Regions from separate parts of the Homo sapiens genome. Here regions 1, 2 and 3 are each linked to region 4. Evidence: chromatin loops called from intact Hi-C (ENCODE). Cell type or tissue: PC-9. All regions are shown on one strand. Each heading gives the region's core, and the rest is flanking DNA. Links, peaks and the distances in the headings are about the cores only.

Region 1 (8,092 bases), core at 1,589-6,588, 450 kb after region 4:
CAGTAAAGTCGTGTGGTAGATCACTAAACTCCTACTAGTTCTTAAATTGTTTGAATCAGTTATAGCAAATGTATTACAAGTTTTTTGAAATCATTTTATGACAGTATTCAGGTACCATTTATTAAAATCTAATTAATATATTTGGGGTTATCAAACTGCATATTCCTTCTGTTCTAAATGGGGAGAATGTGGTATGAGATACTGTGTCTGCTTGTAGGGGAGAATGGAACTTTGGTGATAGCTATCTCCTTATTAATTTTATTTCCCTTCTGTGCGTTCTCTTTGTTTTCTCCATGTTCTCTAATTTAGGAACCCTCCCTCAAGCATGGTGTTAGACTGGGTGACAATGGAGAGTAAGAGAAAAGCCCATTCTAGGGTCTTTCTTCCAAGAATGGGAGAAACGTGATTAAAAATGAAAACTTTGGTCAGGCGTGGTGGCTCATGTCTATAATCCCAGCGCTTTGGGAGGCCAAGTTTGGAGGATTGCTTGAGGCCTGGAGTTCAAGACCAGCCTGGGCAACATGCCAAGACTCCATGTCTACAATTTTTTTTTTTTTTTTTTCCAAAATGAACTTTTTCATGTGATGACAGATCATGAATAACAGTATTGCTGATATATTTGGGGAATGTCTGTTAAGGAACATCTTCTTTATCCTAAAGATTAGTTCAGTAACCACTAATTTCATTTTCTAATGGTACATCTAGTGATGCCTTTTTTTCTGTATAATTCCTGGGTGAACTAAAAGTAGTATTGTTTTCCCTGATTGAACTCTGCAGAAAATCAAATATCCATTCTTTGGAAACCAGGAATCTGAAGAACAATGATAACATGATCTGACTAGTCTGTGATTTTATGCTGTGATTAATTCTATGTTGTTTTTCTTTTCAAAGAAGAAAGTTAATGTTTGCTCAGTGTTTAGTGGAAGAAGCATTTCTCTGTTGCCCTTTTAAACTTAAAATATTACAAGCTACCGAGAATTATTAAGAAAGTGCTATTTTGCTTAATATAGTTTTTCCTTTTCATTAGTTAAATGGGACTTAACAAATGGTACTAAATTATTTTTAGCATATTATTTCCAACTTTATATTACTCTTTAGAAATCAGCCTGAGATGTAACAGCCTAAATTATCCTGGTATAGTGTACTATTTGCAGAGGGATGGCCAACTGTATGTGGCCCATAATGTTTACATATGGAATAAAAACCCCATTTGTTTAACATCTTACGAAAATTTTGCAGAGACGCATATTAAGGCAGTGTCAAGAACACTAGTGGGTTGTTAGAAGACCTGAGTTGTATAGCCCAGCTCTTGTCACCTCACCAGCAGTGTGTCTTTGGACAAGTCACTAAAACTCCGTCCTGTTTCCTCATTTGAAAATGGAGCCAATAAACCAGGTTTTGACTTCTCACTAGGTTGTTGTGGAGATCATATGAGATATATACAAACGCATTGGAAATTCTAAAGCTCTTTAAATGTATTATGTTAGAATGATAGCTGGAGACCGGAAATGGCCACACTTATTTAAACCAAAAAGTGTAGAGAACATTACATGTTCATCTTAATACAAGTGCTGTTTGTTTTAGAAGGGTTATCATTTGAAGTATAGATCTAAGACATTTTAGAAATATTCATGTAAAAGGATCAAAAATTGCTTTGGGGGCTGGGCACGGTGGCTCATGCCTATAATCCCAGCAGTTAGATAGAGAGGCCTGGGCGGGAGGAACACTTCAGCCCAGGAGTTGGAGACTAAGCTGGGCAACATGGTGAAACTCCGTCTCCCCTGCCCAACCTCCCCCACCGCCGCCTCCCCGCCCAAAAAAAAGCTGTGCGTGGTAGTGTGTGCTCTTGTGGTCCCAGCTGCTCAGGAGGCTTGAGGTGGGAGGATTGCTTGAACCCAGGACCCAGGAAGTCAAGACTGTAGTGAGCCATCATTGCACCACAGCACTCTAGCATGGCTGACGAAGTGAGACCCTATCTCCAAAAATGAAAAAAAAAAAAAAAAAAAATTGCTTTGATCTTATTTCTTAATTGTGAAAATACTTGAAAATGAGTAATTTTTAATTTATAACAAAAGGCTGCTTTAAGATTCTTAAAAATTTCTTTTTAGTGACATTTGAGATTTTAGTTGGTTGTAAATTCAAATACCTTTTACAGTATTATACTTTTTCAGGTTATTATGATGGCAAATATATCAAAGCAGAATGGTGAAACCCTTTTCTGGGAAATTATTTTTAAGTCTAATTTTGTCTTTCCCTCTTTTGTCTTATAATGCCATACCAAGTTATTTTACAGCCTATTTCAGAGATTGTTGGTGGTGTGTTTATATTTTCTAGTGGTTTTTAATTATCTATGATGGCTAGCTATTTCCTTGATTCTATAATATTGGGAGGAAGAATGATAATTACTCAATTTTAGGGTAGATTATGGTTTTCTAAATCCAGGAACCTGATACTTCTGGCATAGGCAGCCTGGTGTTATAAAACTCATACAGGAGAAAAGGGGTCAGCTTAAGGTAAGAAACTGTACTCTCTTAAAAGCATTCCCCTTCTTTTTAACTTGAGAATTGTTTTCAACAGATCCCCTGTAAGCAGCTTACAGATTCGCTATGATCAACCAGGCAACAGCAGTTTGGAAAATCTGCCTCCAGTAGCAGCCAGCATAGAACAGCTTTTGGAGAGGCAGTGGAGTGAAGGACAGCAATTTTTACTAGAACAGGGTACTCCTAGTGACAGTAAGTATTCATTTTCTTATATGTGAATCAAGACAGATGGGCAGATGGACAAACAGGCAGATGGATGCAGAAGTCACTTTTCATCCAGAGTAGTAATGGGATTATGATATACATTTTATATAATACAGTGAGAGAAAGTATAAGGTGAAGTGGTTTAATAGAAGAGATTCTATAGTGTTACTGCTTGGACTTGAATCCTGTCTTTACCTGTTATTAATAGTATGATCTTGGGCATGTTTTTTAAAGTTCTTTAATCTCCTATTTTTACAATTGGGAGTAATAATGCACCCATATCAGAGGGTTATTGTGAGGATTAAATGACATGAAAAATGTAAGGACCACTGCCTGGCTCATACATAGCATTGTCTCGGTGCTTACCATGATTATACATATTGGTACTTTGTGTCTCCACTGTACTTTGTTCTTATCAATCAGTTTACTAAAATACATGAGCACTGTCTTCTCTTACCCCAATTGTTAGAAGAAAACTTGCTCACCTCTGGAAAACTTACTTTAAAAAATACAAATAGTCAAGTATGGCCGGCTAGCTTCTTCATTTTATAATTTGGAGGAAGAATAATAATTATTGAATTAAATCTATAATTAGTATATATTATGCTTATCATCTATTGGATTATAGAGCATGTACTATATATCTGTGTTTCAGTATCTTCACCATTTCAAGTATTAGGGCCGTGGGTGTAAAATGCAGAGTTAAAATAGGTGGTGGTTAGCTGGAGATGTGGCCTTGTCTTAATTTTAGGGAAAAATAGGTGGTTTTCATCATTTTCGAGTATAAACTTTTGCTGCCTCATTTTATTGAAACATTTTGCTTATTGTTGGCTAGCTAAGTGCCATAAATTGGTATTTTATGAATGGTACCCTGACAAAAAATGCTAATTAATTGTGAGGAAATTCATGCCAGGCTAATCCTTTAAACACGATAGCTGGAGGATAGGTTTAGCTGAGTCTTATTGCATCTCATTTGGGCCCACTAAGGTTTCTTTGTGGGATCTTGGAGGGGAGGGATAAAAGTTAAATCCATGGGAAACGGCCAGATGTGTCTGTACCAGAGGAGTTGTATCTTCTAAAGGCCCTGAGGTCATGTTAAACAAATACAACTTTTTAGTATGTGACGGACACTTCAAAAATCTTAACGGCAACACTCTGTGTTGTTAGCTGGGAGGTCCAAGTTGTGGAAGGAATTGAAGTACTTGAGGTGATGGGGCCAGACTGAAAGTCAGCCTGTTTACAGGGGATGCGCCTTTCTCCAGGACTGGAGAGGTGGCTGGGCGCACACATAGCGCTCCCTGCTGGGTGACCTGCAGAGCAACATGCTGAGCAGCTGGGATTAGGGGCTTCCTGCCAGGCGTCTGATGGCAGCACTTCGTTTAAACCGGACAACAAACAAAAACATGTGCTCATTATTTTGGTAGAGGGTATTGGTGCGATCCTTAACCATTCTGTATATGACTTCAATGCAAAATAGTGACAGGCACTTGAATTTTTAATAGGCTTTTATTTTGATGAAAATAAAATGTCATTACTTTTCATTGAGAATGGAAAATTACCTGAAGCTGGTGTGTGTTTTTTGGTATGTGGCAACAAAGTTTCCAGAAGGTACATCCAGGAACACTTTGCCTTTGTGCTTATAAAAATACAAACATAGATAGGCAATTTATATCCATAAACAAATTTAGGAACAAAACTTTATCATTTAGAAACACTTTACAGAATTTCTACTGTTCTATTTTAACTTATTTCTAAGGTTACCGGCACTGCGTAAAATACTTAGTCTTATGTGTGTACTTGTCATTATTAAAAACTATCCAAATGTGTGGTAGTTTTAGGAATGCTGAAGTCATTACACCAACTTCAAGTTGAAAACCGAAGATTAGAGGAACAAATTAAAAACTTGACTGCCAAAAAGGAACGGCTTCAGTTATTGAATGCACAGCTTTCAGTGCCTTTTCCAACAATAACAGCAAATCCTAGTCCGTCTCATCAAATACACACATTTTCAGCACAGACTGGTAAGTGTGAAAATATTTATTTTGTATCTAAGGAAAATAGGCTTTCAGTTTTATTTGTATTATAAGTGAGTAATAATTGGTCACCAGTTATATGAAGATGTAGAAAAGGAACTATAGGTTGTTTTTGAAGGGCATAAAGAATCCTGTTAAGTGATCAACTTGAATTTAACTTTCTTAGTCCATAATATAATGGTAAAATTTACTTAAATGTCTAATGATCTCGTTATTGATTTAAAGCGATGGTATTCAATATAGATTTTTTTTTCTTATTTAAATCAGTCTTAGGAATAGCAAGACTAGATATTTAAGTGGTTTTGATACGGGCTTCAGCATAAGCTTTTTAATAAGCCTTTAATCTTACACATAATGTAATTTAATAGGGTAAATAGGTTTCTTTTTGTCTTTTATTATTCTAGCTCCTACTACTGATTCCTTGAACAGCAGTAAGAGCCCTCATATAGGAAACAGCTTTTTACCTGATAATTCTCTTCCTGTATTAAATCAGGTAATTTTTGTATGGTTATTTTCATCTATGTTGATTTACTTGTGAATAATAGTATATTAAATGGTTTAAAATTATTTTAAACAGTTTTGCAGTGTTCTTTAAACTTAGTTTCTCTTCTTTCTTACGCTGGGACTTAATGTCCAGTGGACTTAGTTTCTCTTCTTTCTTACGCTAGGACTTAACCTCCAGTGGACAAAGTACCAGCAGCTCATCAGCTCTTTCTACCCCACCTCCTGCTGGGCAGAGTCCGGCTCAACAAGGCTCAGGAGTGAGTGGAGTTCAGCAGGTCAATGGCGTGACAGTGGGGGCACTAGCTAGTGGAATGCAGCCTGTAACTTCCACCATTCCTGCCGTGTCTGCAGTGGGTGGAATAATTGGAGCTTTGCCAGGTAACCAACTGGCAATTAATGGCATTGTAGGAGCTTTAAATGGGGTTATGCAGACTCCTGTCACAATGTCCCAGAACCCTACCCCTCTCACCCACACAACCGTACCACCTAATGCAACACATCCAATGCCAGCTACACTGACTAACAGGTAAGAAACTTAAGTATGTTTTGGGTTTTTTAGTATAACAGAGTACCGGTGTTGTCTATGCCTTAGATTGGGGCTTTCAATGTGTTCCTTTGTAGATACACCTTAAGAAGTCTGCCAAAAATTTTAAGTATATTATACAGAGTACATTTATTTTTGAAACTTAAGTAATTTAGATTAAAATTAAGTTACTTTTAGTAACAGCATTATGTTCTGTGCTGAAAATTAGTCTTAATCTGTGATGTCTGTTTTTAAATACTAGTTTTTCTTATTTCTTTGTATACTGTATCATAAATTCTGAAGAAAGATATCGTAGTGGAGATAACATGAATATTAGTTTCCTAAAATTTATGTAATATTTTTAATGTTCTAATCAAAGATTTTGATATAGGATAAAGGTCATTTATCTGAATTCCCAGGAAGTGAGACTCACTGGTTTCATTGTACTGGAACTGCATTTGAATGTTTGTTCAAAACTAGGGGACTAAAGCTATGTTGTTATTAAGCATACTTTTGGGGGAATAAATACTTTTAAATGGATTTGCAGTGGGTACTAGAAAGCTATTTCCTGTAGCTCTCTTCCTTGGTGTTTAGTTTTACCATTGGGACCATTAGAAAAGGATAGGTCAAATCAGTGGTATGTTTGGATTCTTTGTTTCAAATATGTGTTTACTTAGTGTGAGTTAAATTATCCTTGAATAATTAAAGATAAATTATTACATACGCTTGTTAGAAACACATGTAAATTTCTATTCCATAAAATGAGTTAGGGCCTATTTGTTTTATAATAAAAACATTTCTTGACAATGTGAATTCTTGTTTAGCTGTACACATGGATGTATATAAACATACATATATATAGAAATTGTACATAACTGTTTTCAGAGTGTTTGGATTCAGAATTGTACTTAAGTTATTAAACATCAAATTGAAAAGTTGTCTTTCATTTTTAGACTTCTAAAAATGCATTAGAGGTGTGTAGTAAAAAGTAAGAATTGTAATCATTTTTCAGTGCCTCAGGACTAGGATTACTTTCTGACCAGCAACGACAAATACTTATTCATCAACAGCAGTTTCAGCAGTTGTTAAATTCTCAACAGCTCACACCAGTAAGTTCTTTCTTTTGATAATATCTTATTAGGAGCATGTGTTCTAAGCTGTAATATTCACTGTGGGTACAGATTTCTCCTTTGTGAAATAACATTATTGAATGCATAATCAAAAAAGTTTTTCTTGCCATGTGGTACAGGCTGTGATACCTGCAGTGATGTCACATTCATTCCTGAACTTAAAAGTGACAGGGCACGTGGCATGGTGCTGCCATAGGCTCTGGTAACACAGTGCTGAGATGTGGTGCGTGTTTTCCCGGAGCTTCATTTTGATACGGGAGATGGATGGACACGATGCACGCTTTTTGGTTGTGATAAATACTGAGAAGAACAAAGAAGTGGAATAAGTGGGGAAGAGCATAGGGAACCGAGGACCATTTTAGATAGGATGGCCCCGCCTCTGCAAGGGGGGTGACTTTTGAGCACAGACCGATGTGAGAGTTCAGGGAGTGTGCCTTTGTGACTTGAGGGAACGCAGAGAGAAAGCACGTTGGAGGTAAAGGGGCAGCTGCTGTCAAAGGTCTGGACGTACTTGTGTTCGGAAGAGAAGTCAGCAGCCATGTGGTCAGAGGGTGGGAGAGGTCAGAGCCAAGGGGGTGGTCTTAGATGATCGCATACAGCCTTTCTTGGCTGTGGCAAGAAATTTGGATTTTATCTTAAGTATGAATGGAAAGCCACTGGCGAGTTTTTAAAAATCTATTACGGAGGATTTCAAGTGTACCAAAAGTAGAGTGGAGAGCACCCTGAAGACCTATGTACGCCTCATTCCATTCTCTCACCCAGTGCTAATAATCTTAGTTTTGTTTATCTCATTTCATTCTCCATTTTTTTCAGGATTAAGAATTGGAAGGTTTTGAACAGAATAGTGAAATAATGATTTACATTTTAAAGGATTAGTTTTGCTGCTATATGGAGAATAGTCTGTGTGTGTTATAGGGTGTGGGGGAGTGAAGACAGAGGCAAAAGTGGAAAAAGGGAGTGATCCAGGCAGGAGACGTAGGTGTTAAAATAGTATGGGCTACGTATTGAAAACTGCCTGGAATTGTGGTATATATATGTATATTTTTGAGAGGGAGTTTTGCTCTGTCGCCCAGGCTGGAGTGCAGTGGCACAATCTGGGCTCCTTGCAACCTCCATCTCCTGGGCTCAAGTGATCCTCCTGCCTCAGCCTCCCGAGTA
Region 2 (8,092 bases), core at 1,421-6,420, 57 kb after region 4:
GCATGAGCCACCACACCGGGCCAAATTCATTACTTTTAATGGCAAAAACTGCAATTGCTTTTTCTCCAGCCTAAATAAAAAATTCTATATAAAAATTGTGCTCTATTGGGGCCAGGCACGGTGGCTCACGCCTGTAATCCCAGCACTTTGGGAGGCCAAGGTAGGCAGATCACGAGGTCAGGAGATCAAGACCATCCTGGCTAACACGGTGAAACCCCATCTCTACTAAAAATAAAAAAAATTAAAAAAAAATTAGCCGGGCGTAGTGGCGGGCGCCTGTAGTCCCAGCTACTCCGGAGGCTGAGGCAGGAGAATGGCATGAACCCAGGAGGCGGAGCTTGCAGTGAGCCAAGATCGCACCACTGCACTCCAGCCTAGGCGACAGAGCGAGACTCCATCTTAAAAAAAAAAAAAAAAAAAAAAAAAAATGGGCTCTATTTACTCTGGTGTACACAAAATAAATATTACCTTTTTTTCTTTTCTTTTCTTTTTGAGACAGAGTCTCCCTCTGTCACCCAGGCTGAAGTGCAGTGGCACAATCTTGGCTCACTGCACTCTCCATCTCGTGGGCTCAAGTGATTTTTCCTGCCTCAGCCTCCCGAGTAGCTGGGATTACAGACATATGCCACCACGCCTGGCTAATTTTTGTATTTTTAGTAGAGACAGTGTTTCACCATGTTGGCCAGGCTGGTCTCGAACTCCTGACCTCAGGTGATCTGCTCGCCTCAGCCCCCATGTGGGGGCTGTAAGATTACAAGCATGAGACGCCGCATCCGGCAACATTATCTTTTATTTTTTGTATTTTTAAGATGTAGTCAGTTTGCAAAATACTACATCATTTGGCCAGAAAACTAATTCTCATGCTTCTCTCTTCCTTCTCAAATTACACTATTTTCATAACAGGTCAAAAATAGTTTTAAGGGCCGGGCACAGTGGCTTACGCCTTTAATCCCAGCATTTTGGGAGGCCGAGGTGGGCGGATCACCTGAGGCCGGGAGTTCAAGACCAGCCTGACCAACATGGAGAAACCCCCGTCTCTACTAAAAATACAAAAAATTAGCCAGGCGTGGTGGCTCATGCCTGTAATCCCAGCTACTCAGGAGGCTGAGGCAGGAGAATCACTTGAACCGGGAAGGCGGAGATTGTGGTGAGTCGAAATCGCGCCATTGCACTCTAGCCAGGGCAACAAGAGCAAAACACGGTCTCAAAAAATATAAAATAAAATAATAGTTTTAAGAATGGTCAGGCGTTGGCATTTCCTTTCTAATAATGGGTAGAAGTTTGTTATGAATCATAATTAGTGATGTTACTTGATCTCATTCTGATGTTAATTCAAAGTTGCCCTGTTCAAGAAGGCAGTGTGCTGGTGTGCAGGGATCACATATCTGTGATTAATCCGGCTGAGTGCTAGAGCTGCAATTGTTTCTTCGTGTAGCTGCAGATAAAATAACAGTCTTGGCCGGGCCCGGTGGCTCACGCTTGTAATCCCAGCACTTTGGGAGACCAAGGTGGGCAGATCATGAGGTCAGGAGTTCAAGACCTGCCTGGCCAACACAGTGCAACCCCATCTCTACTAAAAACACAAAAATTAGCCAGGCACAGTGGCACGTGCCTGTAATCCCAGCTACTCAGGAGGCTGAGGCAGGAGAATCACTTGAACCCAGGAGGCAGAGGTTGCAGTGAGCTGAGATCTTGCCACTGCACTCCAGCCTCGGCAACAGGAGGAGACTCTGCCTCCAAAAAAAAAAAAAAAAAAAAACAAAAGTCTTTGTCAATGAAAGAAGCATAACCCCTGAGTGCCTGGACCAGTGGATAATTACATAGGAAGTGATAATGGGAGGTAAGAACCCTTTTGCTCTGTCAGTGAGAAGATCCAGTAGAAAATCAAGGAGGACCCGAGAAACTTTGTACTGAAAGGAAAAATAAAAAGTCTCTCCTTGGCTGCGCACAGTGGCTCAGGCCCATAATCTCAACACTCTGGGAGGCTGAGGAGGGAGGATCATTTGAGCCCAAGAGTTCGAGACCGGCCTGGGCAACATAGGAAGATCCCCATTTCTACCAAAAAAAAATTAGGTGGGCATGGTGGTGCACACCTGTAGTTCCAGCTACAAATTTTTTGTACTTGGAGGCTGAGGTGGGAGGATCCTTTGAGCCCAGGAGTTGGAGACCAGCCTGGACAACATAAGGAGACCCCCAGCTTTACAAAAAAATTAGCTGGGTGTGGTGAGATGCATCTGTAGTCCTAGCTTCTTGGGAGGCTGAAGTGGGAGGATCACTTGAGCCCAGGAGGTTGAGGCTGCAGAGGCTCATACCACTGCACTCCAGCCTGGGTGACAGAGTGAGACCCTATCTCAAAAAACAAAACAAACAAATCATCAAGTTGCATTCCTTAATATATACCAGTTTTATTAGTCAATTATACCTCAATAAAGCTGGGAGGAAAAAATAACTAGTTTAAAAGCTATATCAACTAATGATGGGTAGCAGACAAAAAGCCCCATTAATACAAAATGTAAGGGGAGTTATACCATGATTTTGCCTTTTCTTTTTTTTTTCTTTTTGAGACAGAGTCTCACCCTGTCGCCCAGGCTGGAATGCAGTGGCACGATCTTGGCTCAATGCAACCTCTGCCTCCAGGGTTCAAGTGATTCTCCTCCCTCAGCCTCTTGAGTAGCTGGGACTACAGGCGCACGCCACCACACCCTGCTAATTTTTGTATTTTTAGTACAGATAGGGTTTCACCATGTTGGCCAGGCTGGGATTTTGCCTTTTCTACATACCAGAACTACATACCAGAATCATGACTATATTCATTACATAGAATTACCCCAATTCAAGAATCTGTTTTAAAAACAATATCTGGCCAGGCACGGTGGCTCACGCCTGTAATCCCAGCACTTTGGGAGGCTAAGGCGGGTGGATCACTTAAGGCCCGTAGTTTGAGACCAGCCTGGCCAACATGGTAAAACCCTGCCTCTAAATACAAAAATACAAAAAAATTAGCTGGGTGTGGTGGCACAAGCCTGTAGTCCTAGCTACTCAGGAGGCTGAGGCAGGAGAATTGCTTGAACCTGGGAGGCAGAGGTTGCAGTAAGCCAAGATGGCGCCGCTGTGCTCCAGCCTGGGTGACAGAGCAAGACTCAGACTCAAAAAATAAAAAAAAAAATAAAAACAACATCCAATTGCATTTTGTAACCAACAACATAACGAAGATAGCCAAAGTGTCACCAATATTAAATAGATTTTCATAAGCCTTGGATATAAGATGGTCCACTCCAAAATCAACTCATAATGGATTACAGAGATACACAAGGTCGCCCCAAAACAATGATTCTCAAATTTTTTGTACATTAAATTCAACTGGCATGTTGGCTTAAAATTCACATTGGGATTCCCAGCCCCCAGCCCCAGAGACACTCATTCAGATCAACAGAAATGAGATCTAGGAATCTGCCTTTTTTTTTTTTTTTTTAGACAAAGTTTTGCTCTTGTTGCCCAGGCTGGAGTGCAGTGGCGTGATCTTGGCTCACCACAACCTCCACCTCCCAGGTTGAAGCGATTCTCCTGCCTCAGGCTCCCGAGTAGCTGGGATTACAAGCATGCGCCGCCACGCCTGGCTAATTTTGTATTTTTAGTAGAGTCGGGGTTTCTCCATGTTGGTCAGGCTGGTCTCGAACTCCCAACCTCAGGTGATCCACCCGCTTCGGCTTCCCAAAATGCTGGGATTACAGGCGTGAGCCACTGCACCCGGCCTGCATTTTTAACCAACACACATACTCAAGCATGTGTGTGATTCTGCTGCATGTGTTCAAAAGCTCACCCTTTGAGAAACACTGCCCTAAAATGATGCGATGATTTCCAGAACTCCAAGCTTGAATTAACCAGACCGTCTGCATTCGTAAGCCTGTGGTGAGTCATAGAAACTTTTTTTAAAAAGTAGAATGTCAGAGGCAAATGTTGGCAGTGGCCCCTCAGCCCAGGCCAAGGGAGGGCGGGTCCTGATCTAATCTAACAACAACTCACTCTGCCTAGGCAAGATGACAGGGATCTTCCGCTGTGCAGGTGGACATAGCAGATCATCTTACTCTGGCATCATTAACATTTGTATTAGAAAACCAGCTCCCCTAGTTCTGATTTCTGAGGTCCCTAAGCAGCTTCTTCTTGTAGAATTTGACTTCCCATGTAGCCTGCCTTTGCTGTTGGTCAAAAGTTGCCAGTATTCGGTCCCCCTCAGCCCTTTTAGTCATGAGAAATTGGCAGGAACTTTGGTTTATCCATCATTCCCTGAGTTTGCTTCATATTACTCCAGCCATGAGAAACACTCCACTCTCCACAATCCATGGGTTGATAAATGAGGATTTTGTGCCTCTGAGGCTAAGGACCACACTCTCGACGCTAAAAAAAAAAAAAAAAAAAAAAAAAAAAAAATTCTCCAAGGAGACGATATTATAAATTCATAGACTGCCTGACAACACCCAGTGAAGACCCTCCTGTTGGAACCTCCTCACCAAGAAGTTGTGACTTTTCTTTTTTTTTTTTTTTGAGATGGAGTCTCGCTCTTGTTGCCCAGCCTTGATTGCAATGGTGCGATCTCATCTCACTGCAGCCTCCGACTCCAGGGTTCAAGCAATTCTCCTGCCTCAGCTTCCCAAGTAGCTGGGATTACAGCTGCCCGCCAGCATGCCCAGCAAATTTTTGTATTTTTTTTTTAGTAGAGATGAGGTTTCACCATTTTGGCCAGGCTGGTCTCAAACTCCTGACCTCAAGAGATACACCTGCCTCATCCTCCCAAAGTGCTGGGATTACAGGTGTGAGCCACTGCACCTGGCTGATTTTTTCTTTTTTTTTTTTTTTAATACAAAGTCTCACTCTGTCCACCAGGCTGGAGTGCAGTGGCGTGTTCTCAGCTCACTGCAGCCTCAACTTCCCAGGCTCACGTGATTCTCCCACCTCGACCTCCCAAGTAGCTGGGACTACAGGTGCTTGCCACAGCACCTGGCTAATGATTACATTTTTGGTAGAGATGGGGTCTCAGACTCCTGGCTTCAAGCATTCCTCCTGCCTCTGTTGGGAGCAATTTATCCATTCTTTGTAAAGGGCCTCCATGTCATTTACAATAACCTATCATCAAGGACCCAAAGCTGGTGCTTATATGAGTCTCCTGTCGCCTCTTATCAGAGCCCGATTAAGGGACAGGCTAGACAGAAAGATGAGAGAAGGACAAATGTCAGGCTCTCACTTCAGCCTCTCTCCTCATTCAGGAACAGATGGAGCCCATGCCAGTGTGACCCAGGGCAGAGGTCAGGCAGCTGTTCTGTTTCGTGTGTCCCTGGTCTCCTGTGCCCCCTAGGGCTGGTGGAGCCTCAATGTCCTCCAACTCAGACATCTTCTCTGCTGTTTGTTCTGCAGCCAGCTGCATACCGCCTCCATGCGGGTGCCCCTCCCTAGCGGCTGCATTTGCCCGGGGGACCAGCAAGCTGTCACATGCCAAGGCAAAGAGGAGGAAGAAACAATCACTTATTACTAGCAAAACATTACTTCTGTCTTCACAGGACCATGACACCTTCTGTCTAGGATCTTCAAACCTCCCCCACTCATGCCCCAAGTCCAATATTGTGGGGTGACCCTGCCCCACCCCCTGTGCACCACACTCAGTGCAGCTTGATGTTCAGCTTTGTGTAGCCCTGGCATCCTATGCTCCCAGGCTGGCTGGAGACTTGATATTCTCCAACTCAGACATACTAAGGCCACGTATATGTGGAGAGATTTCAGTGCATTATCTACTGAGAACACTGATGACTTGAGGCAACGCCAGAGCCCTTCTCCAAATGAATACTTCACATTCCCACCCGGTGACTCAGGCTGACTCACCAGGAGGCCCTTCCCCTTTGTCTTTTTTTTTTTTTTTTTTTTTTTTTACTTTTATTTTAGGTTCAAGGGTACAAGTGCAGGTTTGCGACATAGGTAAAATCCTTGTCATGGGGGTTTGTTATACAGATTATTTCATCGCCCATGTGTTGAGCCTAGTACCCGTTAGTTATTTTTCCTGATCCTCTCCCTCCTCCCAGCCCCCACCCTCCGGTAGGCCCCAGTGTCTGTTGTTCCCCTCTATGTGTCCATGTGTTCCCGTCATTTAGCTCCCACTTACATATGAAAACATGGTTTTTGGGTTTCTGTTTCTGTGTTAGTTCGCTAAGGATAATGGCTTTCAGCTCCATCCATGTTCCTGCAAAGGACATGGTCACACTCTTTTTTATGGCTGCATAATATTCCATGATGTATATGGACTGCATTTTCTTTATTCAGTCTACCATTGATGATGCCCTCCTCATTTGACTGGGATCCAGCAGGAGACTAAAAAGGGGCTTCCTGTTTGATTTACACCCTTTTGCATTCTTTTCACCTCCAATCACCAAGGAGTGAACAGCAAAAAATGTCTGAGCAGCTATTAAGTCTCCAACCAGCAGGGGAGCACAGGAGGCCAGGGATACATGAAACTAAACATCAGGCTGCACCAGGTGTGGTGCCCCGGGGTGGGGTGGAGTATGTTCCTTAATTTCTGCCTACTTTCCCAACAGCCTTCTGGCTCCATGTTGGCTTAAAGGCCCTCTCAGAATCTGACCCTTCTCTTCAGTCCTCAATTTTGTTGCCTCTCCTATTCCTACTTCCCTTCCTTTTCTCAAATCCACAGACATCTCTGGTAATCATAGTAGTCAACACCTTACAACACTTACTATGTGTCTGGCATTCTTTCAAGGGTTTTGTGTGTATTAACACATTGAATGTTCATACTCACCCTTGGAGGTCACTCACTATCATACTCTCCATATTAAAATTGACAAAGATGTGTTCAGAGTCTTGCCCGAGTCCACCCAGCCTCTTACTCTCAACGAGACAACAGAAGAGCTTCCTTGTTCAAATAAACAACTAACATTGATCATAGAAGTGAAAGACCTACCTAATAACTTATCATGGTTCTTCTTCTTCTTTTTTTTTTTAAGAGAAGAGGTCTCACTCTGTTGCCTAGGCTGGAGTGGAGTGGTGCAATCACAGCTCACCACAGCCTCTAACTCCTGGCTTCAAGCAATCCTCCCGCCTCAGCCTCCCAAGTAGCTGGGATTACAGGCACGTGCCTCCACACCCAACACTTGTAATGATTCTAATCTGCTACTCAGAGGTTTGGTCTCTGTGTAAGTCATTTTGAATTTTTGTTGAGAGCCAGGTAAAGTGAAAAGTGTGCATGGGCTTTGAAGTTAAAATCCCTGTTAAACCACTTGCTAGTTATGTGTCCATGGACAAGTTATTTGGCCACTCTGAGCTTCCATGTTTTTGGTAGATTTGGTTTGGTTTGGTTGTTGTTGTTTTGTTTTGCTTTGAGACAGGGTCTCTCTGTCACCTTGTCTGGAGTGCAGTGGTGTGATTTTGGCTCACTGCGACCTCTACCTCTGGGGCTCAAGCGATCCTCCCACTACAGCCTCCTGAGTGGCTGGGACTACAGGCGTGTGTCATCACACCTGGCTAATAGAAACAGGTTCCACCATGTTGCCCAAGCTAGTCTCGAACTCCTGGGCTCAAGCAATCTATCTGCCTCAGCCTTTCAAAGTGCTGGGATTACAGGCATGAGCCATCATCCCCGCCGAACTTCCATGTTTTTATTTTATTTATTTATTTTTATTTAATTATTATGTTTTTTTTTTTTTTTGAGATGGAGTTTCACTCTTGTTGCCCAGGCTGGAGTGCAGTGGCGCCATCTCAGCTTACTGCAACCTCCGCCTTCCGGGTTCAAGCAATTCTCCTGCCTCAGCCTCCCGAGTAGCTGGGATTACAGATGCCCGCCACCACACCCGGCTAATTTTTTGTATTTTTAGTAGAGATGGGGTTTCACCATGTTGGCCAGTCATGATCTCGAACTCCTGGCCTCAAGTAATCTGCCTGCCTCGGCCTCCCAAAGTGCTGGGGTTACAGGCATGAGCCACCGCGCCTGGCTGCTTCCATGTTTTTAATCTGTACAATGGGGATAAGATGATAATACCTTCCTCACTCAGGTATTGTAACTTAAAAAGATACTGTGCATGAAGCACTTAGTGCAGTA
Region 3 (8,092 bases), core at 1,781-6,780, 680 kb after region 4:
AAGCGATTGCCCTCTATTGACAAACTAGGTAAACCAGTCCTCGAAACCTTTGGAGTTAACTTGGTAATTGGGAGAGTTAAGGAGGACTGATATTTCATGGAATATAATCACAGCACACTTTTAATCTAGTTGCGTATTTATTGGCGTGTCATTTTGCGTGATGACCAGTGTTTAGAACTGGGTTGATTTCATTCAAATTTGCTTCAGTTTTTGCTTAAATTAGTGTCCTGTACTAAAAATGTTCTTAGTCAAATTTTCCATGTCATATAATTTTCTCCTGTGGTAGTCTACAAATGCAAAAATATGTAGTCATCCACAGAATCTTTTTTTTTTTTGAGACAGGGTCTCACTCTGTTGCCCAGGCTGGAGTGCAGTGGCACAATCCACCTCACTTTATTGTGCTTTACTACATGTTGCGGCTATTGTATCTTTTTCCAAATTGAAGGTTTGTGGCAATCCTGAGCCAATCAAGTGTATGGGTGCCATTTTTCCAACAGCATGTATTCCCTTCCTGTTTCTGTATCACATTTTGGTAACTCTCGCAACATTTCAAACATTTTCATTATTATTACCTCTGTTATAGTGACCTATGATCAGTGATCTTTGATATTACCATTGTAATTATTTTGGGGAGTCACGAACCATGTCTATATAAATTGGTAAATTTAATCAATAAATGTTGTATGTGTTCTGACTGATCCGACGACCAGCTGTACCCCCATCTCTCTCTTTCTCTTTGGGCCTCCCTGCTCTCCGAGACACAACAATATTGAAATTAGGCCAATTAATAACCCTACAGTGATCTCTAAGTACTCAAGTGAATGGAAGAGTCACATATCTCACACTTTAAGTCAAAAGCTAGAAATGATTAAGTTTAGTGAGGAAGGCATGTTGAAAGCCAGGACAGGCCAACAGCTAGGCCTCTTGCACCAAACAGGCAAGTATGAATGTAAAGGAAAAGTTCTTGAAGGAAATTAAGTGCTACTCCAGTGAACACATGAATGATAAGAAAGTGAAAAAGCCTTAATGCTCATACGGAGAAAGTGTGAGTGGTGTGGATACAAGATAAAACCAACCACAACATTCCCTTGAGCCAGAGCCTAATCCAGGGCAAGGTCCTAACTCTCTTCATTTCTGAGAAGGACAAGAGGGTGAGGAAGCTGCAGAAGAAAAGTTGGAAGCTAGCAGAAGTTGGATCACGAGGCTTAAGGAAAGCAGCCATCTCCACAACATAAAAGTGCTAGAAACAGCAGAAAGTTCCGATGGAGAAGCTGCAGAAATGCTTTAATTCAGACTTGGCATTGCTGCCAGATAGATTAAAAAAAAAAGTAATCTAGATGGCCAGGCGAGGTGGCACTTTGGGAGGCCAAGGCAGGCGGATCACAAAGTCAGGAGTTCGAGACCAGCCTGACCAACATGGTGAAACCACGTCTCTACTAAAAATGCAAAAATTAGCAGGGCGTTGTGGTACGCACCTGTAATCCCAGCTACTAAGGAGGCTGAGGCAGGAGAATCACTTGAACCTGGGAGGCAGAGGTTGCAGTGAGCTGAGATCATGCCACTGCACTCCAGCCTGGGTGACAGAGCGAGATCCATCTCAAAAAAAAAAAAAGTAATCTAGACAAGCCTAAAATACTACAGATGACACTACACAATGCCAATATACTGGTTAAAAAAGCAGAAAACTTAATCTGGCAACCTAAATGATTATAAAATAGAGAAATTTTTCTCCTACCAAATTAAAGACAGTTTAAACTGTTTCTATAGCAAACAACAGCTTTGTGCTTTATTCGTTTTCCCTTAAAAAAAAAAAGTTTAACAATGTAAAATTAACTTGATATATAAACCATTCCTTCATAGTGCAAGTGCTTCACAGAAATGGAAAATATCAGTTTCCCTTTGTCCAGAGAGACTCAAGTTACAAATTAAGTCGAAACTTACCCATAACTATTTTAAATAAATTTATTTCATTAGTAACTACTACTACAAGGTAACCACTAATAAATATTTGTAGTGGCATAATAGTTCCTTAATGTGGAGTTTTCCTACCCCTGAGAAACAGGCCATACTTTTACAAGTTCACTTTGTTACACAATTAAAAGCTAATTTAATGCAATTATATAAGTTTAGAAAGTATTAATAAAAGAATGCTTGAACATTTATGTGATGTTCTTGAAATGTGTCCCTTTGTTAATAAAGTCCCAAAAAATTTAATTAGATAAGGAACAAATAAAGCAACACATGGCTTTCTGGGAGACTGTTACTACTGAGGTGATTAGCAAGCAAATTATGCTGCAAATTTAGCTGACTATACATCCTGAAATGAATTTAGACCATATTTGCTTAGCCAAATAGAAAATCAACTGTTGCCAACATTATTGTTAAGTGTAATTATAAAAAATTACTGGCAACTACTCTGTTTTAGTAAGGTTTTTGTCTCAATAGAGAATAAATAAAACATTCATTCATGAAACTGAAAATAAGTAAAACCCCCAAAAACTACTTTTCATGCTTCTCATATAATTTTTCAGTTATACCTTTTTTCAACATAAAACAATTATTATCTCATGTCAATTTCAAACCAAAGATTACAAGGCTTCCAATATTTTGAGTCCATAAAAACAGACAACTTAAAACAATAGCTTTTTTTTCTTCACTGAATGCTTTATGAGACATCAAAATTAACCTAGGTAATTGTGTACTAGTAGAAAAGTAAGAAAGCTTCCTATTCTTTTTGTTTTTTTAAAGACAGGGTCAGGCAGGCGTGGTGGCTCATGCCTGTAATCCCAACACTTTGGGAAGCAGACGCAGGCGATCACCTGGGGTCGGGAGTTCGTGACTAGCCTAGCCAACATGGTGAAAACCTATCTCTACTAAAAAAATACAAAAATTATCCAGGCATAGTGGCGTGCGCCTGTAATTCCAGTTACTCGGTAGGCTGAGGTGGGAGAATCACTTGAAACTGGGAGGCAGAGCTTGCAGTGAGCTGAGATTGCGCCACTGCACTTCAGCCTGGGTGACAGAGCAAGACTCCGTCTCAATCAATCAATCAATCAATCGATAATAAAGACAGGGTCTCGCATATTGCCCAGGCTGGTCTCAAACTCCTAGGTTCAAGCAATCCTCCCACCTCAGCCTCCTGAGAAGGCCAGCTGGGAAAAATCACTATTCTTTCTTTTTTTAAATTCACCATACAGGGTCATTCTCAGAAAACTTATTGTTCTTGTTTCAAGTTTTCTTATTATTCAAGAAGTAGACACTAAAATCAACAGTGCACTAAGAACATTAACATCATATTTCTACTAATAATGACAACTTCCCTTCAATATATAGTGATAACAGACTCTCTTGACTGTAAAAGGAAAACATTACTGAAGAAAGTAAGAATATTTACTAAAGAACATATATATTCTTTAAAAAATTATTTTACATTAAAATTCCTAGTTTTTAATTTTTTTAGTTGGGCAATTGAGTTGGAGTAATAGTTATGTTCTCTTGGGAACTCAAATGTTGAATGATACTAGGCATAATAATATAGATGGTCAGATTTAATTATAGTGCAATATTGATTTTAAGCACCTGACTTCTTATTAAATATCTTTTACTAACTTGTTAGATATGCAAATCATTTATACTAGATAGAAATGTTTGACTCAAAGTTTAACATACTTTTCAACAAATATTAATAATGATTTAAAAATGTAAGATACTTAAATAGCCATTTTTTCAAATTATTAGGTAATTTGGTGAATTAATTTCCATAATTACATCTGAAATAAATTCACCCTTAAATATTATTTTGTAAAAATCCATTCTGGATTTAATATATTATGTAAAATAATATAAAATATGCATTTGGAAAGATACAGGAAATGTTTTCCCTTAGAAAGTACTGAAGCTCCATCTAGAGGCTTTTCCCCCTATTACTGTCACTTGCAATATAAGTAATATCACCTAGAAATGTGAATAATATTAAAATGTCAGGGATTTCCTTTGTACCTACGCTTTTGTTATTCATAATGAGTTCTTGCCCTAACCTTCTCAGGGTAGAGCTCTAGCTCCATCACTGCCATCAAGTGGTAAAAAACTAAAACTGAACTTTAAAAAAAAAAAAAAAAAAAAAAAAGAAGAGGAAAAAAAAAACCAACTATGTATTCTTCACCACTTACACACTTTCCTTTGTTAGTTTAATAAATGGGTTTGTCTGTTTAACCTTTGCTATTTATTGTTTAAATCAAATTATATAAAAAAGTTGCCATATGTTTCTAGAAAATAGCACTGTACACTGTCTCTCAATCTAAAATTTTTTCTGGGCATTTTTATATTTGCAAGGCATATAAAAATATTTTGAATTAAACCTTTAGTTAAATTATGTGTTTTAATGTAAGTACAGTTCATGAATTACTCCACTGAGAGGAATAGCGATGAGAAACACAAATACTTACTCGGGATTAATGAATTTTACAGTACACTATAATACTTTATAAAAAGAGGAAATAAAATTATGATGTGACTAAATTAAGTATTTTCTCTTGCCTCTAAAAATAACCTAGATTTCATAAATCAGACACTCTCATTGTACTCTCAGGATGTAGTCATAATGATACTTCCCAAAAATGTCTTCACTAGCCTAGAAGTGAAGAAAGATCAGAATAAGCATCTAACACTATGTTGCAGGAGCTGAAACTTTCAAAGAGGCAAAAACTACAACTACAGAATCTAGGAGAAAAGGCCAATGAAATAATATCTCAGTCGAAGGGCTACTGCTCTACAAAGAGGCAGCATCGCCCCAAACGTAATTTTTCAAATATTAAAAAAACAGTTTGTATAGGAAATAGTAGGCTGAAATATAGAGTTAACTTAGTAACTCTCAACAACCATGTTTAGAAACTCCCCCAAATTACTAAGATATCTTTATTAATTGGCCATCCTTTTGATGTTATATAATTGGTTAGATTTTAGTTTTTACTGAGAAACAATAAAACAATAGCAGCCAACATTCCTACTATGTACCAGGTACAAATCTAAGCTTATCACATAATAAATGTATTAAACAGCCTCTCAACAACCCTGTAAGATAGGTACTACTATTATTATAATATAATGAGGAAACTGGGCACAAAGAGGTTAAATAACCACCCACAGTCACACAGTTAGTAGTGTGGCTATGATACAAAACCCGAGCAGTGTGCCAGGGTAGTCCTCACTCTTAACCATTTTCCTTTAAGTCAGGTTTTCTCAACCTTGGCACTATTGACATTTCTGAACCAGGTAATTCCTTGCTGTAGGAGGCTGTTCTGTGCATTATAGGATGTTTGGCAGCACCCCACCAGATGCCAGTAGCATTACCCACTCCCAGCCCCCCAGTTCTAATAACCAAAAATGTCTCCAGACATTGTCAAATGTCCCTGGGCAGGGGGGAACAGCCCCCAGTTCAGAATCACTGATATAAAATAAAAATTTAATCCGTTATAACATTGCAGGAACAAATGATAAACAATTTACCTGAAATTAGTTTTCCCCAATTTTAACTTACTTACTGGAACATAGAAATTCTTAAATCTACAGATGATTTAGAATAGTAACACTCTACATCTTACTATTTAAGGTAAAAATTATATGAGGGGCAAACCTCTTCAGGTAAAATTTATGTAAGCAAACTTGGAAATAATGGAGATACAGTGTATACAGAAATTTCATCAAAATTTTTTAAAGTATTACCTCTGACAAATGGGACTGAGGGCCAAAGGATGAAAATATCACCTTTTACTTTACATATTTCTGTATTATATTAAATTTTTTCCTTTTGATTCATTTTTCTAATAACAAAAATTATATATATTTATAAACATGATGTTTTGAAACAGGCATACATTGTAGGATGGCTAAATAGAGCTAATTAACATTTTCATTACCTCATATACTTTTCTTGTAATGAGAACACTTAAAATCTATCGTATTTTATTAAAATTTTATCAAACAATATTTTGTTTTTTACTAAGTTTTTTAAAAACCAAATTTTAGGAAAAGCATTTTCTTTTTGACATTAGCATCTCCATATGCTTACGCTTATAAAGTAAGCTATTTTCACATATTGTGTTATGTTCTCTCCCACATGCTAACATAGAAAATAACAAATTCATGTGTCTTTGTCCATCTGTTTTGCATTGTTGTAACAGAATATGTAGATGTAATACCTTGATTCTTAAAAACTACTTTAAAAAATTTAAAGAAAAAACTTATTTTACCTTCGAATTCTTTTCATGTCAGTATATACAGGCCAATCTCATTATCTTTGTATTGTGATGCTCTAACAATACCCGAGACTGCGTAATTTATAAAGAACAGAGATTTATTTCTTACAGCTCTGGAGGTTGAGGAGTCCAAAGTCAAAGGGCCCACTTCTGGCAAGAGCCTTTCGCTGCATCATCCCATGGCAGAACACAGAGGGCAAGAGAGCACGAGGGACAAAGAAGGGAAGAGGGCTGAACTTATCCTTTTACCAGGAACCCACCCCAATAACTAACCATCTCCCACCATAACTGCACTAACACTTTCATGAGGGTAGAGCCTTCATGACCTAATCACCTTTTAAAAGTCTCACCTCAACACTGTTGCATTAGGGATTAAGTTTCCAACACATAAACTTTCGGAAATACATTTACATCATACTATCATGACAAAAATAACTGTGTCTAATTAGAAAAAAATTATTAATTAACCATAGGTTTGAAAGTTAATAGATTAAATAAGAGGACACTAGAGGTATTATTTTCAAGAGTGCTGCTTATATATACACATATAAATTTATGTACATACACATAAATACACATACATATATAAATACATATTTATGTACATATATAAACATATGTATATAAATTATATAAATATAATTTTTATTTATATATAAAACACCTCTCCCATTACCACAATGGGCCAAGCCACTATAATTTTTTGCCTGGATCATTACAAAATCTAACATATCTCCCAGCTTCAGACCCTACCTGGCACCTTGCCTCAACAGTCTATTTTCAGCACAGCAGCCAGATTAAAACAAAAAACAGATGCAGTTAAAAGCCTCCAACAGTTTATACATAACACACACACACACACACACACACACACACACACAAGTAGGTGTAAATTTTTCTTTTCAGACAATTCTTATTTCTAGATTTTTTTTTTTTTTTTTGAGACAGAGTTTTGCTCTGTCGCCCAGGCTACAGTGCAGCGATCTCGGCTCGCTGCAACCTCCGCCTCCCGGGTTCAAGTGATTCTCCTGCCTCAGCCCCCCAAGGAACTGGGATTACAGGTACCCGCCACCGCACCTGACTAATTTTTGTATTTTTAGTAGAGACAGGGTTTCACCATCTTGGCCAGGCTGGTCTTGAACTCCTGACCTCGTGATCCACCCGCCTCGGCCTCCCAAAGTGCTGGGATTACAGGTGTGAGCCACTGCGCCTGACCAGAATTCTTTGTAATAACTTTAACCATATGTATTTTGCCAATCCCTGATTATAGCACTGTTTCTTATTTCTGATTATTCAGAAACCCTTTAAAGAAAGCATGGAAGAATAAAGCCTCCTCTATTCACTTAACTTTATCATTAATACTTTCATTGTCATCTTAATTCTTTTCCTCTATTATCCTATTTGTTTTTACTGCTGTAAATAAATTGTACATATTATATTGTACCTTCCTTTTGTCAGTATATATAAAAGTTTCCATTTTACTTCATAAATTTAATAAAGTAATGTTTATGTTTATGGTCAAGTAATGTTATAGCTCCACTGAGTTAATTTAGTATAATCTACTTACCCATTCATATTTGATCTTTGCAATAGTTCTGTACTATATCAAATTGGCAACTAAACATTTTTCATGTGTTTACTTTCTTCTCTATCACCACGGCCATTATTTAGGCTTTACTCATCTTTTTTCCTTTTCAGTTATTTAGTCTCTTTATACTTTGCTTTCTGTCAATTACACAAGTAACACATGAATAAATAAATACATACATTCTTCTTCAAAGCCTCATTCTCTCAACAGAAGTAATTATCATCAGTTTGGTACATATACTTCTCAATAT
Region 4 (8,092 bases), core at 1,624-6,623:
AGGAGCCCAGGTTCTCAGTCCAACATCCTTGCAGGAAATACAGTGGACCCTTAAACAATGCAGGAGTTATGGGTGATGGCCCCAGACAGAGTCAGAAAAATCCATGTATAACTTTTGACTTCCCAAAAGCTTAACTACTAATGTCCTGCTGTTGACAAGAAGCCTTACCAATCACATAGTCGATTAACACATATTTCCTATGTTCTATGCATTATACACTGCGTTTTATTTAGTTAGTTAGTATTATTTATCTATTTTTGAGACACAATTTCCCTCTGTTGCCCAGGCTGGAGTGCAATGGCATGATCTCAGCTCACTGCAACCTCCACTTCCCAGGCTCAAACAATTCTCGTGCCTCAGCCTCCCGAGTAGCTGGGATTACATGAATGCACCTCCACTCCTGGCTAATTTTTGCATTTTTAGTAGAGACAGGGTTTCATCATGTTGGCCAGCCTGGTCTCGAACCCCTGGCCTCAAGTGTTCCACCCGACTTGGCCTCCCAAAGTGCTGGGATTACAAGTTTGAGCCACCACACCCAGCCTATACACTATATTCTTACAATACAGTATGCTAGAGAAAAGAAAAATGTTATTTAAGAATCATAAGGAAAAAATATTTGCTTTTTTTAATTTAAATTATTAATATTAATTATTTTAAAATAAAATTTAAAAAGAAAATATATTGACTATTCATTGAGTGGAAGTGGATCATCATAAAGGTCTTCATCCTCATCATCTTCACATTGAGTAGGCTGAGGAGAAGGAAGAGGAGGAGGGGTTGGTTTTGCTGTCTCAGGGAAGGCAGAGGAGGAAGAAAGTCCATGTGTAAGTGGACCCATGAAGTTCACGCCTGTGTTGTTCAAGGGCTAACTGTAAATTCTGCCCACCACCATGCAAGTGAATTTAGAGGTGGATTCTTCCCCAGCTGAGCCTTCAGATGAGATGCCCACCCCACCCTGCTCAACAGCTTTATCGCGGCCTCATGAGCGACCCTGGAGCAGAGCATCTCTCAACTAAATCATGCCCAGGTCCTGACTCCCAGAAACTATAAGCTAATGAATGTGTGCTGTTTTAAGCCATTTTAAGCTTTTAATAAATACACTGGCTTTCTGCATCTCTCTTCCTATGGGCGTTTTCTGTCTCAGGCTTGACCCCAGCAGAAAACATTACCAGAGCAACCTTCAATCACTAGATTTGGACAAGTTTCCCCAGCTTCCAGACCTTAAGTGGGATGACTCCAAAATAGGGGTCTCCGAGAGTTCCTCTCACTGAGCCCGAGTGGTGCAGAGTGCCCACTCACGAAACCCACTTTGCAGGTTTTCCTCCTCTCTGTTTTTCGTGTCCTCACTCCTCCTAATATTTCCTGAGATCACCTCTGCAAAACCTACTTGCACCCATGTGTCTTGTTTGCTTTTGTAAAACCTGAACTAACATAGACTCATCACATTACCAGCTTTTTTTTTTTTTTTTTTTTGAGACAGAGTTTTGCTCTTGTTGCCAAGGCTGGAGTGCAATGACGGAATCTTGGCTCACCGCAACCTCTGCCTCCTGGGTTCAAGCAATTCTCCTGCCTCGGCCTCCCGAGTAGCTGGGATTACAGGCAAGTGCCACCACACCCAGCTAATTTTTTTTTTTTTTTTTTTTTTGTATTTTTAGTAGAGACGGGGTTTCTCCATATTGGTCAGGCTGGTCTTGAATTCCCGACCTCAGGCGATCTGCCTGCCTCAGCCTCCCAAAGTGCTGGGATTGGGATTACAGGAGTGAGCCACCACAGCCAGCCCTTTCTTTTTTTTTTTTTTTTTTTAAAGACAGAGCCTCACTCTGTTGCCCAGACTGAAGTGCAGTGGTGTGATCTCAACTCATTCTGACCTCCGCCTCCTAGGTTCAAGCGATTGTCATGCCTCAGCCTCCTGAGTAGATGAAACTACAGGTGTGCACAACCATGCCTGGCTAATTTTTTGTATTTTTAGTGGAGACAGCGTTCCACCATGTTGGGCAGGCTGGTCTCAAACTCCTGACCTCTAGTGATCTGCCCACCATAGCCTCCCAAAGAGCTGGGATTACAGGCGTGAGCCACCACGCCCAGCCCAACTTACCACCTTTCTGTGCTTATAAAAACCTAGAATTTTTCTTCTACATGTCCAGGCTCTGCTGTTGTGAGGTTAACCCACACCTTGGGCTTCATCCCACCACAACCCTCCACCCACCAACCCCTAGTGTAGCCCTGGTGTGGCTTTTCAAGTTCCTTGCCTTGAGACCCACACTTCCTATAATCTTCTACCCCTTCCTCACAGAAGCCTCTTCTCACCAAAACTGAGCCACAAGTAGAATATGGTAGTTTGTTGGTCAAAACTGATTGCCACTCGAGTATGATGGCTCATGCCTATAATCCCAGCCTTTGGGAGGCCGAGGTGGATGGATCTCTTGAGTTCAGAAGTTTGAGACCAGCCTGAGCAATATGTCAAAACCCCATCTCTACAAAAATATACAAAAATTAGCCAGAGGCCAGGAGTGATGACTCATGTCTGTAACCCTAGAGCTTTGGGAGGCCAAAGCAGGCAGATCACTTGAGGCCAAGAGTTCGAGACCAGCCCGGCCAACATGGGGAAACCCCATCTCTACTAAAAATATAAAAATTAGCCAACAGTGATGGCAGGCGCTGGTAATCCCAGCTACTTGTGAAGCTGAGGCATGAGAATCACGTGAACCTGAGAGGCGGAGGTTGCAGTGAGCCAAGATCATGCCAGTGTACTCCAGCCTGGGTGATAGAGTGAGACTGTCTCAAAAAAAAAAAAATTAGCCAGGTATAGTGGTGCACACTTGTAGTTCCAGCTACTTGGGAGGCTGAGGTAGAAGGTTCACTTGAGCCCAGGAGGTCAAGGCTGCAGTGAGTCATGATGACACTACTGTACTCCAGCCTGAGTCACAGAAGAAGACCCTGTCTCAAAAACAAAAACAAAAAAAAACACGATTGCTCATGCCTGCAGGTATATAGTCTGGAGCCAATGCACCAAATATTTCTTTCTTTTTTTTTTTTTTTTTTGAGACGGAGTCTCGCTCTGTCGCCCAGGCTGGAGTGCAGTGGCACAATCTCAGCTCACTGCAAACTCCACCTCCTAGGTTCAAGCGATTCTCCTGCCTCAGCTTTCCAAGTAGCTGGGATTACGAGTGCCCACCACCACTCCTGGCTAAATTTTGTATTTTTAGTAGAAACTGGGTTTCCCCCATGTTGGCCAGGCTGGTCTCGAACTCCTGACCTCAAGTGATCCACCCACTTTTGCCTCTCAAAGTGCTGGGATTACAGGCATAAGCCACTGTGCCTGGCCCAAAACTTAACCTTTCTAGGCTTCAGTTTCCACATTGGTCAAATGGAAATAGTGATAGGATCAATAACATGTATTGCTGTGTGGGTGCATGGGACAGAACATACAGTTAGTCATTGGTGCTACCCAGTGCTCAGAAATCATTATCTTCTGTTACTGTGACCAATTGTCATTCCCTGCCTCTTGCATTCTATTTCAGTCCCAGGTAATGATTCTTCTGACACAATGCTTTGGGCCTTTCCATGTTAACATAGTCTTCCAGGACTGTTTTTAACACCTTGTCCATTGGTTTTATGAAAGTCATTTTTTTCTTTCTTTCTTTCTTTTTTAAGAGACAAGGTGTCTTGCAGGTGTTAGGCAGGCTGGCCTCCAACTCTTGGGCTCAAGTAGTCCTCCTACCTCTTCTTGTTTGTAAACTGGGAGTAATTATAGCACCTACTTCATTGAGCTGTTGTCTATATTCAATGACAAAAGACCCCTTGAGGCTTCGCCTAGTTATCTGGAAAGCAGTAAGTGCTCAGTAAATTTTAGCTGCTACTATTACTACTAACAACATGTGAGGGATGATTGGGAAACGCCAGCACCACAGAACATTCTGGTTGACTGAACCAGAATATGTGGCCTCAAAGCATGCATGCAAAGATCTGATTTGAGCCGGGCATGGTGGTGCACACATGCAGTCCCAGCTACTCGGGAGCCTGAGGCGGGAGAATTGCTTGAGCCCAGGAGTTCAAGACCAGCCTGGCCACACAGCAAGACGCCGTCTCTACAGAATAAAAATAAAAACATGAGCTAGGTGTGGTGGCGTGCACCTATCATCCCAGCTACTCAGGAGGCTGAGGCAGGAGGATCACTTGAGCCCAGGACGTCGAGGCTTCAGTGAGCTATGATGGCACCACTGCACTCCAGGCTAGGTGACAGAGTAAAACCCTCACTCTAAAAAATGAAAAGTAAACTGGTGTGGGGCTGTTCTCAGTGATGAGGCCCTGGACCCATAACTGCTAGGGCTGGGAGGAGTTTGGAAATCTCTTCTGTGCAGTCATCATGGGTCAATGAGGGAGGCTTAGGCCAAGACCCACTTCCAACAGAGACTCTCCACCTTCAGCTGTTTACTGTATTAGGGGTCTATCGGAGCACTGATTTGAGGAAAGGATTCTGCCAAGAAGAATGCAGAAAGGAAGGGACAGAGGAAGAGAAGGAGTTTTAGAACCATTGAGAGTACAACCCCTTCCTTTTACAGATGTGGATTTGAGGCCCAGAGAAGTTCGGTGAGATCTGCCCCTGAGTTACATAGCCAGGGAGTTCTCTGCAGGGCCAAGGTTAGAATCAGGCCTCCTCACTCCCCGCAAGGCCTGTCCACCACACTGGCTGCTTCAAATCCAACGTTGCCTCCAGGGGGCGCTATACCCCTTGTATTGTATGTGCATGGCACCTCCCTGAGGCCCTGCACCTCCAGAATCTTAGCAATTAGATAGTTCATAGCCCCAGCGCCATGAAGAAAGATCACAGCTACAACAAGCATGTCTTATGTGTGTACTGTGCCTTACAGAGGCGGGCAGAATTTCTCTGTGTGGGCTGGATATTTACTATTTAGGCTCTACACATCATACCGTCTCTGTTGCATAGCCTCAACTCTGACATGGAAGAACAAAAGCAGCTATAGGCAGTAAGTAAACCAACCAGCCTGGCTGCATTCCAATAAAACTTTATTTATGGATGCCAAGATTTGAATTTCATATAATGTTCACATGTCACAAAAATAGCCATCTTTTTATTTTTTCAATTTTTTTTTTTTTTTTTTTTAGACAGTCTCCCTCTGCTCCCTCTGTTGCCTAGGGTGGAGTGCAGTGGCATGAGTAGCTCACTGTAACCTCTAACTTCTGGCCTCAAGCAATCCTCCCGCCTCAGCCTACTAAAGCACTGGGATTACAGGCCACCATGCCTGGCCTATTTTTTGTTTCAACACTTTAAAAATATAGGCCAGGCACAGTGGTTCATGCCTGTAATCTCAGCAGTTTGGGAGGCCAAGAAGGGCGGATCACTGGAGGTCATGAGTTCGAGACCAGCCTGGCCAACATGGCAAAACCTAAAAATACAAAAAATTAGCTGGGCATGGTGGCAGGCACCTGTAATCCCAGCTACTCAGGAGGCTGAGACATGAGAATCACTTGAACCTGGGAGGCAGAGGCTGCAGTGAGCCAAGATCGCATCATTGCACTCCAGTCTGGGTGACAGAGCCAGAATCCATATAAAAAAAAAAAAAAAAAGTAAAAACCATTCTTAGTTTGTGGGCTGTACAAAAACAAGCAGCAGGCTAAATGTGTCCCACGGGCCATCATTTGCTGCCACCTGGTTCATATGATTCATTGGTATTCTTGTCTCTCTTGAGCTTTGCAAGAGTTATAAAAGCTGACAAGGGAAGTATCAGATCTACTTCTTAGAAACAGAAATGGACCAAAACCCAGAGGTTAATTTTATACTTTATTGCCCAAACTCTAAAGCTTCTCTGCCGCTTAAGAGAAGCCAAAAAGTCCCCTAAAGACCCTAAAAAAAAGCCAGTTTTGAAATAATCTTCTGATTGAGGCTGCCTAGAACCCAAGTGGATCTTGCAGATTAGGGTCACCTGGGGTCTTTCCACGGTTCGTTCCAGTCCAAGCATAAATCCCCGTGATGCCCCTATAGCAAAATGGAACCAGCATGGGTTCCAGAACACATGGGCCGAAGTCACATGACCATCTCTTCCAGGGGTGCAATTCTCATTTCTACATGTGAAATGGATCACCCATATGCTCCCATACATACCCAACCAAAAAAAATCAAGCTGTTAAATGTATGAGTTTATACCACTGCCCTAGGCAGTAGAACAAAAGAATTGTAAGTCCCTTTAGGAGTTGGATTTCGGGCAAAGAGCAATGAATGGGGAGAAAGATTCTAGGCATGCCAGCCCAGAGAGATACAAAAGGCAGATAGGAAGGTGGGAGGTTGTATTGGGGGTGACTGAAAAAGACAGTGGCCTAGGAGGTGTGGATGGTGAACAGGGGTCCCCCAGAGTCAAGAAAGAGCCAAGACTTCATGTAAGGGGCATTGTAGGTATTTTTGGTTTTTCTTTTTCCTTTTTTTTTTTTTTTTTTTTGCCTATTGCCCAGGCTGGAGTGCAGTGGTGCAATCCTAGCTCACTGCTCACTGTAACCTCCACCTCCCAGGTTCAAGCGATTCTCCTGCCTCAGCCTCCCGAGTAGGTGGGATTACAGGCACACACCATCGCGCATGGCTAATTGTTGTATTTTTAGTAGAGACAGGGTCTCACCATGTTGGCCAGGCTGGTCTCAAACTCCTGACCTCAGGTGATCTGCCCACATCGTCTTCCCAAAGTGCTGTGATTACAGGCGTGAGCCACCTCACCCAGCCAAGCATTGTAGATTTTTTAAGGTGAGAAGTAACAGGAAGAAATGCATCTTAATCTGATGATATTGTATAGGATGGTAGAGAAATAGGCAGATATGTTCAAATATTTAGAAGACTGTTAGAGTATTCCAGGGATGAGCTAAAGGAGGCCCAACCCACAGAGTCATGGCAGAGGTCAAGCACAAATGCTCTTCCAAAGGAAAGACAAAATGCCTGGGATTCACCAGACCTGGAGGCCTGAGCTGTCAACAGGGATCTAGTGAATCCAGCCTGAGTGAGTGAACTACTTCCTCCTTTTATGAATAATCAGTTTGTCTGCACTGACTCTAATTAGTGTAAATATAGTGAGCTTCCAGCACAAAATACCAAGCATTCTGGCCCAGTGCAAGCCCTTGTTTTTTGGTTTTGGGGTTTTTTGTGTGTGTGTTTTTAGAGAGAAGGGATCTTGCTATATTGCCCAGGCTGGTCTCAAACTCCTTGCCTCAAGTAATCCTCCTGCCTCAGCCTCCCAACTCGCTGGGATTACAGGTACACACCACCACTCTCTGCTGCTTGTCTTTCCTTTTCTTTCTTTCTTTTTTTTTTTATAATTAATAGACATTTTTAGAGCCATTTTAGGTTGACATGAAATGGGGTAAAATGTGCAGAGTTCCCGCACAGCCCCTCCCCAAACACACATTCATCCTCCCCACCATCCACATCCTGACATCCCACACCAGTGTGGGACATTTGTTACCTACATAAACCTACGTTAACATATCACGATCACCTGGAGTCCATAGTTTACTTTGGGGGTTCTGTCTGTGTTGTGCATTCTATGGATTTGGAAAAATGCATAATGATGCACATCCCCCATTTAAAGGAACCTACAGGATAATTTCACTGCCCTAAAAGTCCTCTGTCCTCCCCCTTCTCATCCCTCCGTCCCTTCAAGCCCCTAGTCACCAACAGTCTTCTTACTGTATCCATAGTTTTGCCTTTTCCAGAATGTCATGTAACTTTTCCTTTTGAAAAATAAATTCCTTTCTTTTTAAGTAATACACGTGAAGGTACAACAAACAAAAGATGCAATTGTTTTAAAAGTTTCCCTCCTTCTGTCCCACAACCATTCCTCCAGCCTACCAATTTCTTCCCATTCCTATAGATGCAAGTGTGGGATTTGTGCGTATGTGAGACTTTTGAAGGGAGAGGTTGAAAATGAGGTGCTAGCAAGACAGTTAGCCAAAGAGATCAGTAAACATCTGCAACAATGGAAGAGGAATTCCAGTGACAGGTCAGAAGTGAATATGTAGATTTAGGAGCCTCTGCCCAGCCGGTGACTGCTGTGAATGGATGAGCTCTCTGCGGGGGTAGAGAGCAGCAATC

Evidence for each region. Peaks named below come from ENCODE experiments on the same cell type or tissue, not always from the same donor. Only the 100,000 strongest peaks of a DNase experiment are listed, where the experiment ranks them.
Region 1: it touches region 4 in a loop (7-fold over the local background); 51 of 110 quality-filtered maps call a loop at or near these places.
Region 2: a loop joins it to region 4, with 11 times the contacts of the local background. A loop is called at or near these places in 11 of 110 quality-filtered maps.
Region 3: a loop joins it to region 4, with 20 times the contacts of the local background. A loop is called at or near these places in 38 of 110 quality-filtered maps.

What each region holds. Positions count from the first base shown.
Region 1 is chr10:21,728,323-21,736,414 of GRCh38, forward strand. It overlaps MLLT10 (MLLT10 histone lysine methyltransferase DOT1L cofactor), which reads left to right. Exons shown (of 23, transcript NM_001195626.3): 17 at 2,578-2,732; 18 at 4,577-4,765; 19 at 5,182-5,270; 20 at 5,446-5,807; 21 at 6,817-6,913. All of the region lies in intron 1 of LOC107984214 (a long non-coding RNA gene), which reads right to left. Among named protein-coding and RNA genes, the nearest start is that of MLLT10, 200 kb to the left of the region's middle. In PC-9, for the core only: a CTCF peak has its summit at 4,057 (motif pointing left); no DNase peak of the experiment used is centred there.
Region 2 is chr10:21,331,237-21,339,328 of GRCh38, forward strand. No RefSeq gene overlaps it. Among named protein-coding and RNA genes, the nearest start is that of LINC02643, 38 kb to the right of the region's middle. RefSeq lists an enhancer at 5,370-5,921. In PC-9, for the core only: no CTCF peak of the experiment used is centred there; DNase peaks (open chromatin) are centred at 3,995 and 5,805; H3K4me3 peaks cover 390 bases; H3K27ac peaks cover 3,549 bases.
Region 3 is chr10:21,949,720-21,957,811 of GRCh38, forward strand. All of the region lies in intron 1 of DNAJC1 (DnaJ heat shock protein family (Hsp40) member C1), which reads right to left. Among named protein-coding and RNA genes, the nearest start is that of DNAJC1, 50 kb to the right of the region's middle. In PC-9, for the core only: a CTCF peak has its summit at 4,028 (motif pointing left); a DNase peak (open chromatin) is centred at 4,002.
Region 4 is chr10:21,274,185-21,282,276 of GRCh38, forward strand. It overlaps a transcript of NEBL not described here. Among named protein-coding and RNA genes, the nearest start is that of LINC02643, 95 kb to the right of the region's middle. RefSeq lists enhancers at 4,689-4,808, 7,635-8,092. In PC-9, for the core only: CTCF peaks have their summits at 4,737 (motif pointing right) and 4,939; DNase peaks (open chromatin) are centred at 4,767 and 4,977; H3K27ac peaks cover 947 bases.